2 separate regions of the Homo sapiens genome follow, and region 2 is linked to region 1. The links are chromatin contacts, found by Hi-C or POLR2A ChIA-PET in ENCODE. All regions are on one chromosome and are shown on one strand. The core of a region is the stretch at or near the end of the contact, and the rest is flanking DNA. Distances in the headings are between cores, read along the strand shown. Region 1 overlaps LOC105374584 (a long non-coding RNA gene). Region 2 holds the start of LINC01118 (long intergenic non-protein coding RNA 1118).

Region 1 (6,919 bases), core at 4,132-6,631:
AAACTATGGCGATTGGTCACCTGGCAGTGAGCCAGACTGGGAGGATCTGATGTACCCATGGAAGTTAGGCCGAAACACTTATTGAAATCTGGGGTCAATTTGAGGCCTTGGCCACAGACCAATGCAGAAAAGGTGGGCAAAGCGTGGTACAACGAGTACCTTGGTACTCAGTCCCTAGATTACCAACCTAGAGCACCTGCTGTAGGCCTTGCATGCAGAATTAGTTGGCCCCAGTTCTGAGGGAGGGCTCAGGCAGAGGACAAGAATGATCACAGAATCAGGCCACTCTGTGCTTCAGCTTCCTTATCTGCAAAATTGGATAAATAGCAGCACTTTGTGCCTAAAACTGCATGTGAGATCTGTTAGTTAATATGTGTAAAGTGCTCAGAATGGTGCCTGGTCCATATGAATATAGGAAGTATCACCATGGAATTCTCAGGAAGAGAAACAGGTGTGTGGCCCTGGCTGGATCATGTCTATGATAGCTCAGTTTTCCATCTGTAAAATGAAAATCAAAGTCCCTGCCAAAGCTTTCAGAAGAAACAGAACAAGACACAGTCAACAAGGAAAGAAGTCACAGATAGTAGGTAGGAACTTGTGCTCTGAAATCAAACCCCCTGGATTACATCCAGCTCTGCCTCTTAGATGTTCATTTATTTATCTGCCATACCCCAGCCACCACCGCAAGACCCAAGAAACCAGGGTTGAAATGCCAGGCACCAAAGCTGCTGCAGCCATCATCCAAACCCTCCACACAGACCAGTCACTGGCCCCAGTCACTGGCCCAAGGCAGGGTGGAGCATCCAGACAAGGTGGGGAATGGAATTTGCCCAATAATGGATGCCAATGATTTGAGGAAGACAGCAGCCAAGGGAGAAATGGAAATGCAAACCAGGTACAAACACCAATGGGCCCGGCGCTGTCCTGAGCACTTTATGCATTAGTTCATCTAGTTCTCCTGGCAGTCTTATGAAGTAGGCACTGTTATTCACCCCATTTTACAGATGAAGAGACTGGGGCGCACAGTGGCTATAACTTGCTCAACTCACAGAGCGAGCCAGAACTCTGGGCAAGTTTGTTGACATTTCTAGTCCCTAGTTCCTCTCAAAAGAATGAGGGTAATAAGTTATGACATCTCCTCATAGATTTGTTATGCAGATTAGATGGGATAGTCTATACACAGCACTTAGCAAAGGATCAGAAACATTTTAAGCACTCATACTTAAACCCAAAGTCACTCACTAGGTAATTGGCGTGATAAGATACATGGGCTATAATTACCAAAAATATAGCTGGTAATTTAAGAAAATGGCCAAATGTGCAAGGTAGTAAAAGTCTAGGGTGGGGCAGGGGACATAAAATACCATAGGAACTGAGGAACAGGGGGTCAGGTCTGAAGAATCTGTTTTGCATGAGACACTTTGTAGGCCTTTGGAGAGAAATTGTGAGGAGGACTTGAAGGACGGACAGTTGGCCCCCAAACTCCAGGCTTTCACTCCCTGAACTAAGAGGGACCTTGAGCAAGCCTTCACCTCTGGGAAGAAGCCCTCAGCAGCCCAGATAGGAGAGCTGAGGTGTCTGGAAAAGCCCACACCGAGGCCCAGGGCTGGGCCAGTTATGGAAGGCCATCAGTGCAGCCCCGTCTTGACTCCTGCTGCAGAAAGACTGGGCAGGGCCGCAGCTCCAGCCCATGTTCCAGATTTCTGCCATGACCACCCTCCTGCGTGCCAGCTTGAAACCACTGTTTGTTGACATGATCTCCCTGACTTCATCCATTTAGATCATCTTTGGCTCACTGACCTCAGCCCACTCCCTTCACCTGCTCTATTATTTTATTGTGACCCCTGATTCCAGGCAAGACATTCCATTCACTCCATCAGCCCCAATCTGGGAACCTTGTCAGCAAAGAGGATTGGCCAGGGATGAGGAATTGTGGTGAGGTGAAAGGAATATCTCTGATAAGAGATGTAGCAATGCTACTCACTAATAGCTCTAGATTCTTGGCAAATGCCTAGGAACTCACCCCACATTTTTCAGCAGAGGGTGTATTAGCTGCATTTTGGAAACCTATTAAGAGTTGTAATTAGCAGCAGGGAGAGAACAAGAACTCTTCTCTAGGGCAAGTGATAACAGCAGTAAGCATTGAGTGGACAGTGATCATCCAGCCAAGCCATGATACCTTTCCTCCTCTTCCACCTCTTAAAAAGAGACTGGAGCTGTGCTCTCAGGCTCAGGGAATTCTACCTGACTGTACTGCTTTGCCTCCAGATGGATTCCCTCTCCTGAGCCCTTTCAGGTAGACGGCTGCATTGGACAGTACCTGGTTTGCATTTCCATTTCTCCCTTGGCTGTTGCCTTCCTCAAATCACTGGCATCCATTATCTGGCAAATTCCATTCCCCTCTTGTCTGGATGCTACACCCTGCCTTGGGCCAGTGCCTAGCGGCCCCTGGCCTGTGTGGAGGGTTTGGATGATGGCTGCAGCAGCCTTGGTGCCTTGCATTTCAACCCTGGTTTCTTGGGTCTTGAGGTTGTAGCTGGGATGTGGCAGGTGGAACCCAACAAGGAGATTTACCTCCAATGGTAAGGAGGGGTTTCTGTGCGAGGAAATGAGCACCTGGGAACCCAGGCGGCCAAAGGTGATTGAATTGTTCCGCACAAACTGGGTTACCCCTCAGGGCTGATGTGGCCTGGAGAGACACCCCTAAAGTCATCATGTGCCTCTAAGATTTCGCTAGGAAAGTTTCCAAGAAAAGGCTAGATTTCCATTGGGCTTGAAAGGTGAGCCACCCACACTGGGCGCTCAGGTCTGCATTTCTGCTCCAGTGTTCCCTCAGTCCAATTTTACACAGCAGTAACACCCTCTTCCCCTCATGTTCTGTTGTGTTCTGCAGATCCTACAGGGGAACATCATGATAATGAAACCTTTGTGTTTTCCATGGCTGCTACAAAAAGACCAGATCAAACATTTTATGACACTTTTGTTTTTGTGTTTCTGTATGCTGCATGTGAAAATATCTATTACACAAATCAAGCACTCTGCTTTCCATTGCCAAGCATCTTTGGCACAAGAGCTGTAATAAGAAGTGTAATGAACATAAAACAGTTTTTAGAATCACTCCTTTGGTAGCTGGTATATGAAGCTGACAAGGCCCCCTCTGCCAAAGCTGCAGAAGGTCGGGCATATCCTTCCCTTAGCTCATATGGCTGCAGAGGAAGGAGGTGTCTTTCTTTGGGCTTCATCGCCAGGCAACCCACACACTTTGATGCTCACCTGTCTGCCTTGGGGGACTGGAGTTGAATGACTGCTTGTTTTGCTCCTGGGATCTGTGGGCTCCACAGTCGTCCCAGGCCTCCTTGCTTAATCGGACTCCCACCCATGGCATCTGAGTAGTTCCTCTTCTGGTCCTGTCACTATCATCTCCCTTTCTCTCTCTCAAGGCCTGTCCTTCTGTAGTACATCTTTTTAATAACTGGTAAGAGTCTCCTCCGACCTTCCCTTTGGAGACCTTTTCTCTTCAGTCAATCCCCGCCCCACCCAATCCCATCCCTTGTTCTCAGCGTCCTGCTCACAATCCCTTTTACTATGCCACTGACTTACCCAGACTGGCTAGGACATCTCTATTTGCATTGCATTGCAATATGGACTGAGGTGAGCTTGCCTATGAAATCAGCTGTGAACTTATTTTTTGTTAACTGTGATTTTAAAGGGCAGGGAGGAGAAAATGAATACTGAGGGAAGGAAAGGAGACCTAACATTTATTGAGTCCTTGGAGTTCTTGAGATAGATGCCTCATACACGTTAACTTATGCATCCTCACAATGATCTTGGGAGGTGTTATTTACTCCATTTTACAGAGGAGGAAATGGAGGTTAAATCACTTACACAGGCTGGGCACGGTGACTCACGCCTGTAATCCCAGCACTCTGGGAAGCCAAGGCAGGAGGATTGCTTGAGCCCAGGGGTTTGAGACCAGCCTGCCTCTACAAAAAAATAATAAGTTTTTAAAAATCACTGCCCAAAGTTCCAAAGCTAGTCAACAAAGAAACCGGTTACAAATTTGCTCTTCATTTAGTGTAAAAATCAATGAAACTTTTCTGAATGTTTCAGTCTTTAAAAAAAAAAAAAACATGAAGCATGCCATCCAATGAGCTGTGTGACCTGGGGCAAGTCAGTGGACCTCTCTGGGCAATAGTTTGAACATCTTTAATGTCAGGAGCCTGTGCTAGAAGGTCCTAACTCCTACAAGCTTTTAACCCAGGCTGTAATTGCCCTTGGGACTTCTTCACATCCAGTCCAAATCTTTAAAGAACCCAAGTCATGCTAACAAGAAATAAATGACTAACACTCTGGGAGCGCTAATCAGGAGCACTTCAGGAATTCCCTTCCTTTTTCCTGCCAGGCAGCAGTTTCACAGCCATTCTCCAGCTCTCCTAAATCAGGATCTGTGGGTGGACAGGAGGATGAGAAACACAGTGCTAAAGGGGCCTGGGTTTCTATGTCACCACCCCTGCCTACCCTCTGCCGCAGCCACTGTAGCCAGCGTGCCTCCACCTGGCTGTCTTTCCCTACACAGCCCGCATGCCCCCCATAGCTGGCTGCACTATGGGAAGGACTGATCCCCACCAGACAAGCTGGACTTTCCTGGCCTCCCTTGCACCCTGGGAGATCCTTGTCCATGTGGGGGAAATAAGATTATATTTATTAAAAACAATATAATTTATAGCCTCCGTGTACACACCTTGAAATTCCTGGGGCCATAAACTGGAAGGGCATTTCTTTAATCCCTGCAATTTACAGTTTTTACTCACCTGGCTTAGGTGGGGGGAAGAATCACACACATACATACCTGTTCACACATACACACATATGTATATGCACGTGTGTATACTGACTCTCTCCTTGGGATTTGCTAAGCCTCTCACATGAAGCCTCAACAGCCCTAGGGAACTGTGCTCAGGTCTCTGATTCCGCTGGAGCTTGCCAGCATTCCAGGGCCAAGTCAAGACTTTTGTAAATTGCTGAGAACTGAATTCTGACCTGGGAGCAAAGAGTGGACAAAGAATGGCACAGAGATGCCAAGGAAGCTGAGTTCAGGAGGGAAAGTGAAGCCTGCCCCACTCACCATGCTTGTCCTCTTCTCCCCAGCCTCCCAAACCCCAGCCCCTACACACACACCCGAAAAGAGGATTCAGCAACTGAATATGAGAGGGACAGACCTGGTGGAAGGCTTTGGTACCTGTGAAACTGTGCCCAGTTATTGATCTAGAGATTGACCACCAGAGGCAGTGTTATCATTTAAGACGAGTTTCCTTTGGCACTCACCATATCTTACAGCTTCTCCTATTTGTTCTTGTCCCAATCCTCTTCCGGCCCCCATCCAAGAAGCTCTGTGCAATTCAGCTAAATTTGTAGGACACTACTCCAGTTAGCACTGTGCTTAGGAATACAAAGTCCTTCTGGTACCAGGTCTGTTGCAAGATCTTGCACTTCTCAAGGTCACAGACTTGACAAGAACACTTGACTATGTTCTTGCTCCAACTTACAGAAACTGGAATGATGCAAGAAAGATGATGACAAGCTCATGCTCAAATAAAATGCCTGGGTCTTTCATCAAAACAGTGGCCAAGAAGCACATATTTGTACATTTTAAGTTAAAATAAGATGTTGAAGGCTGGTGTGTTTCATTGTCTGTTAACTGGTCAACAGTCCCAATTGCTTTTTTTTTTTTTTTTTTTTTTTTTAGATGGAGTTTTGCTCTTGTCACCCAGGCTGGAGTGCAGTGGTGCGATCTCAGCTCACTGCAACCTCCGCCTCCCGGGTTCAAGCAATTCTCCTGCCTCAGCCTCCCGAGTAGCTGGGATTATCAGCATGCACTACCATGCCCGGCTAATTTTTGTATTTTTAGTAGAGACCAGGTTTCACCATGTTGGCCAGGCTAGTCTCGAACTCCTGACCTCAGGTGATCCACCCACCTTCGGCCTCCCAAAGTGTTGGGATTGCAGGTGTGAGCCACTGCGCCCGGCCCCAGTTGCATTCAGTGAGAGCATGTGTGATGATACCTTAACTCCTATTTTTATTAACATCTAGTTTGTAAAGGACTACAGAGACACTGTGCTGAGCACCCTGGAAGGGTGGGGCTTGAGCCAGGCTGATGGACACGTGGGAGGACCAGGCTGGGGAAGGACTTGGGGCATGAACTTCTGTCTGGATATAGCACCAAGTGGGACAGGGTCGGGGGTCAGGGAGATTGGATTGGCCAGAGCACAGGAACTTGCAAAGAAATACACAACAGGACATAGGTAGGATAGAGAAGAGGCAAAAATATGTAAGTAGGCACCAGTTAGTGTAGCACATGATTTCATATACTGTATATACTTTAATTTAATCATAGCAACCATGTGAGAAGAGTACTATATCTTGACTTTCAGTTGAGGATTAGGCCCCAAAAAGGCTGCTGATACAACAGTACTTAATTTCAGGTGGGGCTAGGGACAGTGGTTCCCCAGCCTCTGACAGGGTTCGTCAAAGATTATTTATTTGCTTAATCTGAGCTACTTAGTGGTAAAGCCTAGATTCCATCCACCTTTTGTCTCCAGGCCTAGTGAATGCTCTTTTCATTTTACCTCACCTACCTAGTTACTACCATATTAACTTGCTAAAAATATTCTATGAAATGGATTCTATCTGCAAATAAATGTAAATAATATATGTGTCTTGCTGAAGAAGAATAAAATAAGCACTTGCGGCCCCACCACTCAATTTAAGGCATAGAATATTACCACCGCTATCGAAGGTAGCGTGAAGGTCACCCTTCAGAGGCGACCATGATGCTGAAATGTCTGCTGATGACTCCTTTACCCTTTACAATGTTGCCACATACATCTGCTGAATAATTTCCATTTGCCCCTTCAGCTCC
Region 2 (6,919 bases), core at 1,631-4,130, 160 kb after region 1:
CCTGACTTAACCTTCAAAACACCTCTCTGAAGAATTGCTGTTACATAACAGCCCCATTTTACCTGCAAGAAATGGAAGCTCAGAGTTCTTTGTTGCCCAGGTCACGTGGTTAGCAAATAGAGTCAGGGTCAGAATTTGAACCCTGGTCTGCGTGCGCCTGCAGCCCACCAATATGAGTCTTAATGAACAAAGTACCTACCATACAGTAGACCCTTAACAAATGGGAGTTCGAGTCCTTTCTTTCTCCCCTAAATGCACAGATTTTCACAGTGCCCTCTGAGATTTGCTTTAGAGCTTGCCCACATGGAGTTTTCAGAAAGTCAGGAGAAAGCGAGGTGGTGGGTGCATCCCCCGATCCAGGGACCCCTCCCTCCCCCCGCTCAGCCTTCCTTCCTTTTAGGGTTTGGCAAAGGCTGCTTCACTCGAGGCCTCTCATGGAGCTGGAAACAATGCGAGTTTATTTTGGCACGGCAAAGAGGGCCCGATTCCCCTTCTCTGGACGCCTCTGTGGGAAGAGGACTAGAGAATGTGGCCCAGGCCGCTGTCAGTTCCCGTTACTCTCCCCAGCACGTCCACGGCCGAGTCACAGCCATCACATGTAGCTCTGAGAAGGAAATGAGATAAGAGCTTTCTTTCCACTTCAGACTGATCATAAAATTTCCCCTCCTCTCTCCACGCTCCCCCACAAAAAGAAGTTGAACCAAGGACATGGTGCTGCCGTTAAACTGAATACTCTTAGCAGATCTCTTCTCAGTCCTGTGGGGACATCCTCACCTGGGTATTTGGCTACCTGTGGCAGATACGATAAGCAGGGCCCATGGCCAGTGTGGTGATGGAAGTCATAGACACTCAGAGTGGCAAGGGACTGTCACTGTCCTCTGATCCCAGCCCCTACCTGGCTTAGATTCAGATTCAGCCAGTATTTATCAGATGCCAACCCTGGGCCAAGCCAGGAGTGCTTTTGCATCTGTTATTTCATATTTCAGAATCCACACAACGTTCTTTTTGGAAAGGCCTTACTTTCCCATCTTTACAAATGTGGAAACTGTGGCTCAGAGAGGTCAAGTAGTTGGCTCAAGATCATGACGTGAGTAGGTCAGTGGTAGCGCTAGGATATGGTCTTCCAGCTCTGAGACCAAGCCCTGTCTGTCCCAGGCACAGGAGGAGTCTCTTCTACAACACTCCAGGTAGAAGATTCATCCAGACTTTGAATTCCTTGGGTATTCCTTATTTCTAAGGAAAGTCTCATCTAAAATGTTTTTAGGGGTTGAACTAAAACCTACCTCTCTCTCACTTTCATCTATGGGTCCTATAAGTCCTAAATCTAACTCCAGGCAAAGGGAAGAAAGCCAGAGCTCTGCCCTTGGCCATGTCTGTTCTTCAGAGATGAGAAGATGGCCCCAGATGACCCTTGGCTGCCCCACCCCTGTCCTAGAACCAGCCCTGCCACTTCCTAAATGTGGACTCATTTCTTAACATCTCTGAGTTGCCATCAGATGGGGGCGATGGTGTCTACGTTGCCAGATGGCTGAGGGACTCAATGAGAGGATGTCTCAAATGCACTTCCCCCAGAGCCTGCACACAATTAGCTCTCAGCCAATGGCAGCTATTGTTGTTTTATCGTCAATAGTATTTAACCTCTCCAAACCTTGGTTCCTTTTCTATGGAGTGGGAATTATAATACCTACTTTCGTTTCCCCCATCAACGCAAGTAGGCATTCCAATAATACCAACTTCACATGTCTGGGAGGAACGCACAACGATGCAGGCAGAGAGCGCTCAGAAACTATGAAAAGCAGGTCACGTGCTCTGGCACCCTGGCTGCCTTTTTGGGGAGCCTGTTTCCTGAGCCTTCTGTCCTTCACCAGAATTTTCAGGGTTGTGATGTTTTTCTCTTCAAAAGCATCTCCTCTGTAGCCCACTCCCCACCCCCAACAAACTTTTTTGAGCTAAAGAGAAAAAAAAAAACCATACAAATAGACAAGTGTTTAGTTGGCCAGGTGCAGTGGCTCACGCCTGTAATCCCAGCACTTTGGGAGGCTGAGGCAGGTGGATCTCTTGAGGTCAGGAGTTTGAGACCAGCCTGGCCAACATGGTGAAACCCTGTCTCTACTAAAAATACAAAAAAAGTAGCCGAGTGTGGTGGTGGATGCCTGTAATCCCAGCTACTTGGGAGGCTGAGGTGGGAGAATTGCTTGAACCTGGGAGGTGGAGGTTGCAGTGAGCCGAGATCATGCCACTGCACTCCAGCCTGGGTGACAGAGTGAGACTCCGTCTCCAAAAACCAAAAACCAAAACAAAACCAAAAGAAAAGTGTTTTGTCTCTTTTTTGCCTCTGCATGCACCCTGGGGTCAGCTGGAGTCTTCCCACCCTTTACAATATAACAAGGGTGATTCAAATCCCCTATCCTGGAGGTGGTAAAACTCAAAAGACAGTTGAGGGTAGAAGACGAAATGGCACGCATCTCAAAGACAGAGAGCAGAGAAGGTGTGCAGGTGCGGAAAGGACTGCTAGTGTCCACAGGGAACCCAAGGCCACTGACCTGGAGGGTGGGAGAGAAATGGGCGGGAATCGGAGGATGTTGGGAGAGGGAGGAAGGTGGCCCACACCTCAGCTGGGAGGCCCTATTGGAGTGCACAGGCCCCTTTGCTTGAAATCCAGGAGAAGGGGGCTCCTGAGGCTAGAATTTGTGTAGTTCTTAAAAGTTTTCAGAAGCACATTTTCCCCTGTAGATTCTTTCCTGGAACAATCCCACCAAGCCTGCAAGGTGAGGAAGGAAATTGAACACGCCCCTCCTGAGCTCCTCAGGTGCACCTCGTGCTGCTGTCCTGGGGCCATCTCCCAACTCCTCCCAACCCCTCATAGCCCTGCTCTGGAGCAGGTAAATATTCCTCACGCCAGCAGGTGAGGAGGCTGGGGCCAGATGACAGCTAGTGAGGGAGCAGAGACAAGACAAGGCGAGCCTGTGACAGAGCGAGACCCTGTCTCAAAAAACAAAAACAAGACATGTGAGCTTGGACTCCAGTGTGGAATCCCATGTCCGCTCAGTGCACCTTTCTGCCGCTGAAAGTACAAGAGGAGAGGGGAAACCCACAGGTGGAGCTGACCATGAGGACTGTCACAGGTGAGCTCAGGGGCTTGGGCGCCACCCCACAGGCCATGGGGGGCTGCTGACCAACTCTGGGAGTGACATCATGAGGAATGTGGCATTTTAGGACAGTTGCCTTCTTAATGAAGAGGACTCTGCTGAGTCTGGTGTAGCCAGGGGTGGCAGGAGCCAGCTGACATGGGTATGAGGGCTACTCCCTGACCCTCTCGGGAGGGTGTTACTAGCAGCAGCCACTGCAGCCCTGAGCCCCAGAAACACCATTGTGGAGGCTTACAGTGCCTTCTCGAAGCTACCCAGCTTTCCCTCACCAGGGGCTGGTCCTTGGTTCCCACCTGCTGCCATTCTTCCAGCTTTGAGAGGCAAATCCAGAAATCAGCCCTCCAGCTTCCTCTACCAAGAAGACTGGCGGTTACAACCCTGGCTCTGTGGGGCTTCTCTTGCCCTCTCTTCTGACTGCCCTACTTGGCTCCAGGTGAGGGTGAGAGGAAGCTGGAGATGGAAGATGCAGCTGGGGGAACTCACCAGGCAGGTCTCAGGTGAGAAGGGTGGGTGGGGAACCCGGCCCTGGCCCAGAGCACTGGAACTGTCCAGCAACCCTGGGGAAGGTGAAAAACCACCACTGAGTAGGCGGTGACCTGTTGGGTGTCGGTGAGGGGAGCCCATGGGCTGCAAAAGGCACATTGGGGTCTCCCTCTTCCCATTCACACTTCACCCTCCAGTCACCCCAGCTTGGCCCAGGGCCAGGCAGGGGAGGCGCTGATCAGTCATCAGTAGTGCCGCGATCACAGTTTTCAGAGCTCCTTCCCTGCCTTAGCCTTCTTGATCCCTCAACAGCTCCTTGCAGGAGGGAGGTAGGGCAAGCTTTGTCTTAGTTTACAGATATGGAAACTGAGGCTCAGAGAGCTCATATGACTTCTCAAAGCCATGCAGTTGATGAGGGACAGAGTGAGGTCTAAATGCAGGACCTCCCAAGAATGGTGGACTTTTCCTCTCTGCCTTGTCCCCCCACTTCCTCTGTCAACTCTAGGAAGATTGGTCTGGGGACCCCTGCAAAGGCACAGATGGGAATAAGCACCTTGGTCAAAGGATGATAAGGAAAATGGTGGACAGATGGGTTGAAGAAGGATCGCTTGATTGAATTATTGAGACCTTATTTCCCTGAGCCTCCATCAGGTGATCCTTATATCTGTCCTGGAACACTAGACCACCCAGAAACAGGTGCAGCAACCCGGGCCAGCCCAGGCCGCTCATTCTGCTCCTCCTCTTGCCTCTCCTCCTCCAGGGAACTCTTTGAATAAGAGGACACCAGATCATGCCTGCAGTTCCAGCCCAGGGTGAGGTTGAAACACTTATGCTTCCTATTTAAAGCCACATCTCATTCATCATTTCAGCACCAATCAACAATTAAACCTGATTCAATGGAGCCCTGACAGCTAATTTAAACCGAGCCTCACAATCGGCCTGACACTGGCTATTTAAAACTCTGTCCTGGCCTCTGGGGCCTTTCGGAACCAGGACTGTTTGTCCTGCCAAGAGCAAAGCCCCACCCGCTGTGGCCTGGATCCCCATGTATGTAGTGTGCAGGGTCTGTTCCAGCCATCACTGTCTCTGCCTGGCTCCCTGTAGGGCTGTGGGAGGGTTCTGGGAGAGGTCGGGAATGCCAGGAGGAGGAATTGGTGAAGCAAAGAAAAGGCAAAAGCCCACTGAGAGGTCTAATGAGCCCCAGGTGCACACACTTGTGTTGTGTGTGGCTTTCTTCAGGCCCTGGGCAAATGTGGCAGCCTGGGGTGTATTGGGAGCATCAGAACCCAGGTCAAGTCCTGACTCTGCAATCCATAAACCAGTTCCGTGACCTTGCCCAGGTCCTTCCTTAGTTTCCTCACCAGTGTGGTGAGAATAACAAAGATCTCTTCTCAAACCGTCTCCCTGGGAGTTAAGAGATTCCCCCATATCTGGTGATCCCAGGTAAAGCACATGGAAAACCACCAAGTCCTAAAGCAGAGAAGTTCTGAGCAGAGCAGGCCTGAGCTTGTATGGGGCCTGGTGCTGTGGGGCACCATGGCAGATTCCAGCCTGTGGTCATTATTGGGTTGCCTGGTGTCCCCATGGCTCTCTAGCGCTGATGGAAAACAGCCTTATATCACTAAGTGTGGACAATAACCCCTTCAGGCTGAGAACTTGGTTCAGACTTGTGTAGTCAGAGACATCTTCCTGGAGGCAGTGGACTTGAGCCAAGCTTTGGAGGCTGCAATAATTGAGTAAGTCGGCCAGGCTCACACCTATAATCCTAGCACTGTGGGAGGCCAAGGCAAGTGGATCACCTGAGGTCAGGAGTTCGAGACTAGCCTGGCCAACATGGTGAAACCCCATCTTTACTAAAAATAAAAATAAAAAAAATTAACTGGGCATGGTGGTGGGCGCCTATAAGCCCAGCTACTCGGGAGACTTAGGCAGGAGAATCGCTTGAACCCAGGGGGTGGAAGTTGCAGTGAGCCGAGATCGTGCCACTTCACTCCAGCCTAGGTAAAAGAGCAAAACTCTATCCAAAAAAAAAAAAAAAAATTGAGTAAGCCTAGAATGAGGGAAGCCAAACCAGGCAGAACCACTTAGAGCTAGTAGAGCTTCCACAGCCATTTCCTACTGGATCCTCAAACACTCCTTTTTGAGCACATTGAGAGTTTCAAAGATCAGATAGTTGTAGATGTGTGGTATTATTTCTGAGGGCTCTGTTCTGTTCCATTGCTCTATATCTCTGTTTTGGTACCAGTACCATGCTGTTTTGGTTACTGTAGCCTTGTAGTATAGTTTGAAGACAGGTAGCGTGATGCCTCCAGCTTTGTTCTTTTGACTTAGGATTGACTTGGCAATGCGGGCTCTTTTTTGGTTCCATATGAACTTTAAAGTAGTTTTCTCCAATTCTGTGAAGAAAGGCATTGGTAGCCTGATGGGGATAGCATTGAATCTATAAATTACCTTGGGCAGTATGGCCATTTTCACGATATTGATTCTTCCTATCCATGAGCATGGAATGTTCTTCCGTTTGTTTGTATCCCCTTTTATTTCACTGAGCAGTGGTTTATAGTCTCCTTGAAGAGGTCCTTCAGATCCCTTGTAAGTTGGATTCCTAGGTATTTTATTCTCTTTGAAGCAATTGTGAATGGGAGTTCACTCATGATTTGGTTCTCTGTTTGTCTGTTATTGGTGTGTAAGAATGCTTGTGATTTTTGTACATTGATTTTGTATCCTGAGACTTTGCTGAAGTTGCTTATCAGCTTAAGGAGATTTTGGGCTGAGACGATGGGGTTTTCTAGATATACAATCATGTCATCTGCAAACAGGGACAATTTGACTTCCTCTTTTCCTAATTGAATACCCTTTATTTCTTTCTCCTGCCCGACTGCCCTGGCCAGAACTTCCAACACTATGTTGAATAGGAGTGGTGAGAGAGGGCATCCCTGTCTTGTGCCAGTTTTCAAAGGGAATGCTTCCAGTTTTTGCCCATTCAGTATGATATTGGCTGTGGGGTTGTCATAAATAGCTCTTATTATTTTGAGATACGTCCCATCAATACCTAATTTATTGAGAGTTTTTAGCATGAAGGGCTGTTGAATTTTGTCAAAGGCCTTTTCTGCATCTATTGAGATAATCATGTGGTTTTTGTATTTGGTTCTGTTTATATGCCGGATTACGTTTATTGATTTGCATATGTTGAACCAGCCTTGCATCCCAGGGATGAAGCCCACTTGATCATGGTGGATAAGCTTTTTGATGTGCTGCTAGATTTGGTTTGCCAGAATTTTATTGAGGAT

The links. A loop is a pair of places that touch in the nucleus more often than their neighbours do. ChIA-PET counts read pairs that join two places held with the same protein, here RNA polymerase II (POLR2A). Pooled maps may share reads with other maps.
Region 2: a loop to region 1 is called in a pooled map, with 2.1 times the contacts of the local background. The contact joins the promoter of LINC01118 here to the enhancer-like site in region 1. A Hi-C loop is called at or near these places in 1 of 168 maps with a recorded cell type or tissue (posterior vena cava) and 6 of 50 pooled maps. POLR2A ChIA-PET finds 5 or more read pairs at or near these places in 2 of 52 experiments (AG04450 and BJ).

What each region holds. Positions count from the first base shown.
Region 1 is chr2:46,651,873-46,658,791 of GRCh38, forward strand. It overlaps LOC105374584 (a long non-coding RNA gene), which reads left to right. Exons shown (of 2, transcript XR_940058.3): 2 at 1-3,117. Among named protein-coding and RNA genes, the nearest start is that of CRIPT, 38 kb to the left of the region's middle. Within about 2 kb of position 5,382, at least 8 of the 41 ENCODE cell types and tissues checked have a DNase peak (open chromatin) inside an H3K27ac peak, as active enhancers do.
Region 2 is chr2:46,813,788-46,820,706 of GRCh38, forward strand. LINC01118 (long intergenic non-protein coding RNA 1118) reads left to right here and starts at 2,881. Exons shown (of 4, transcript NR_034099.1): 1 at 2,881-3,125; 2 at 3,461-3,646; 3 at 4,393-4,444. RefSeq lists a silencer at 2,139-2,403.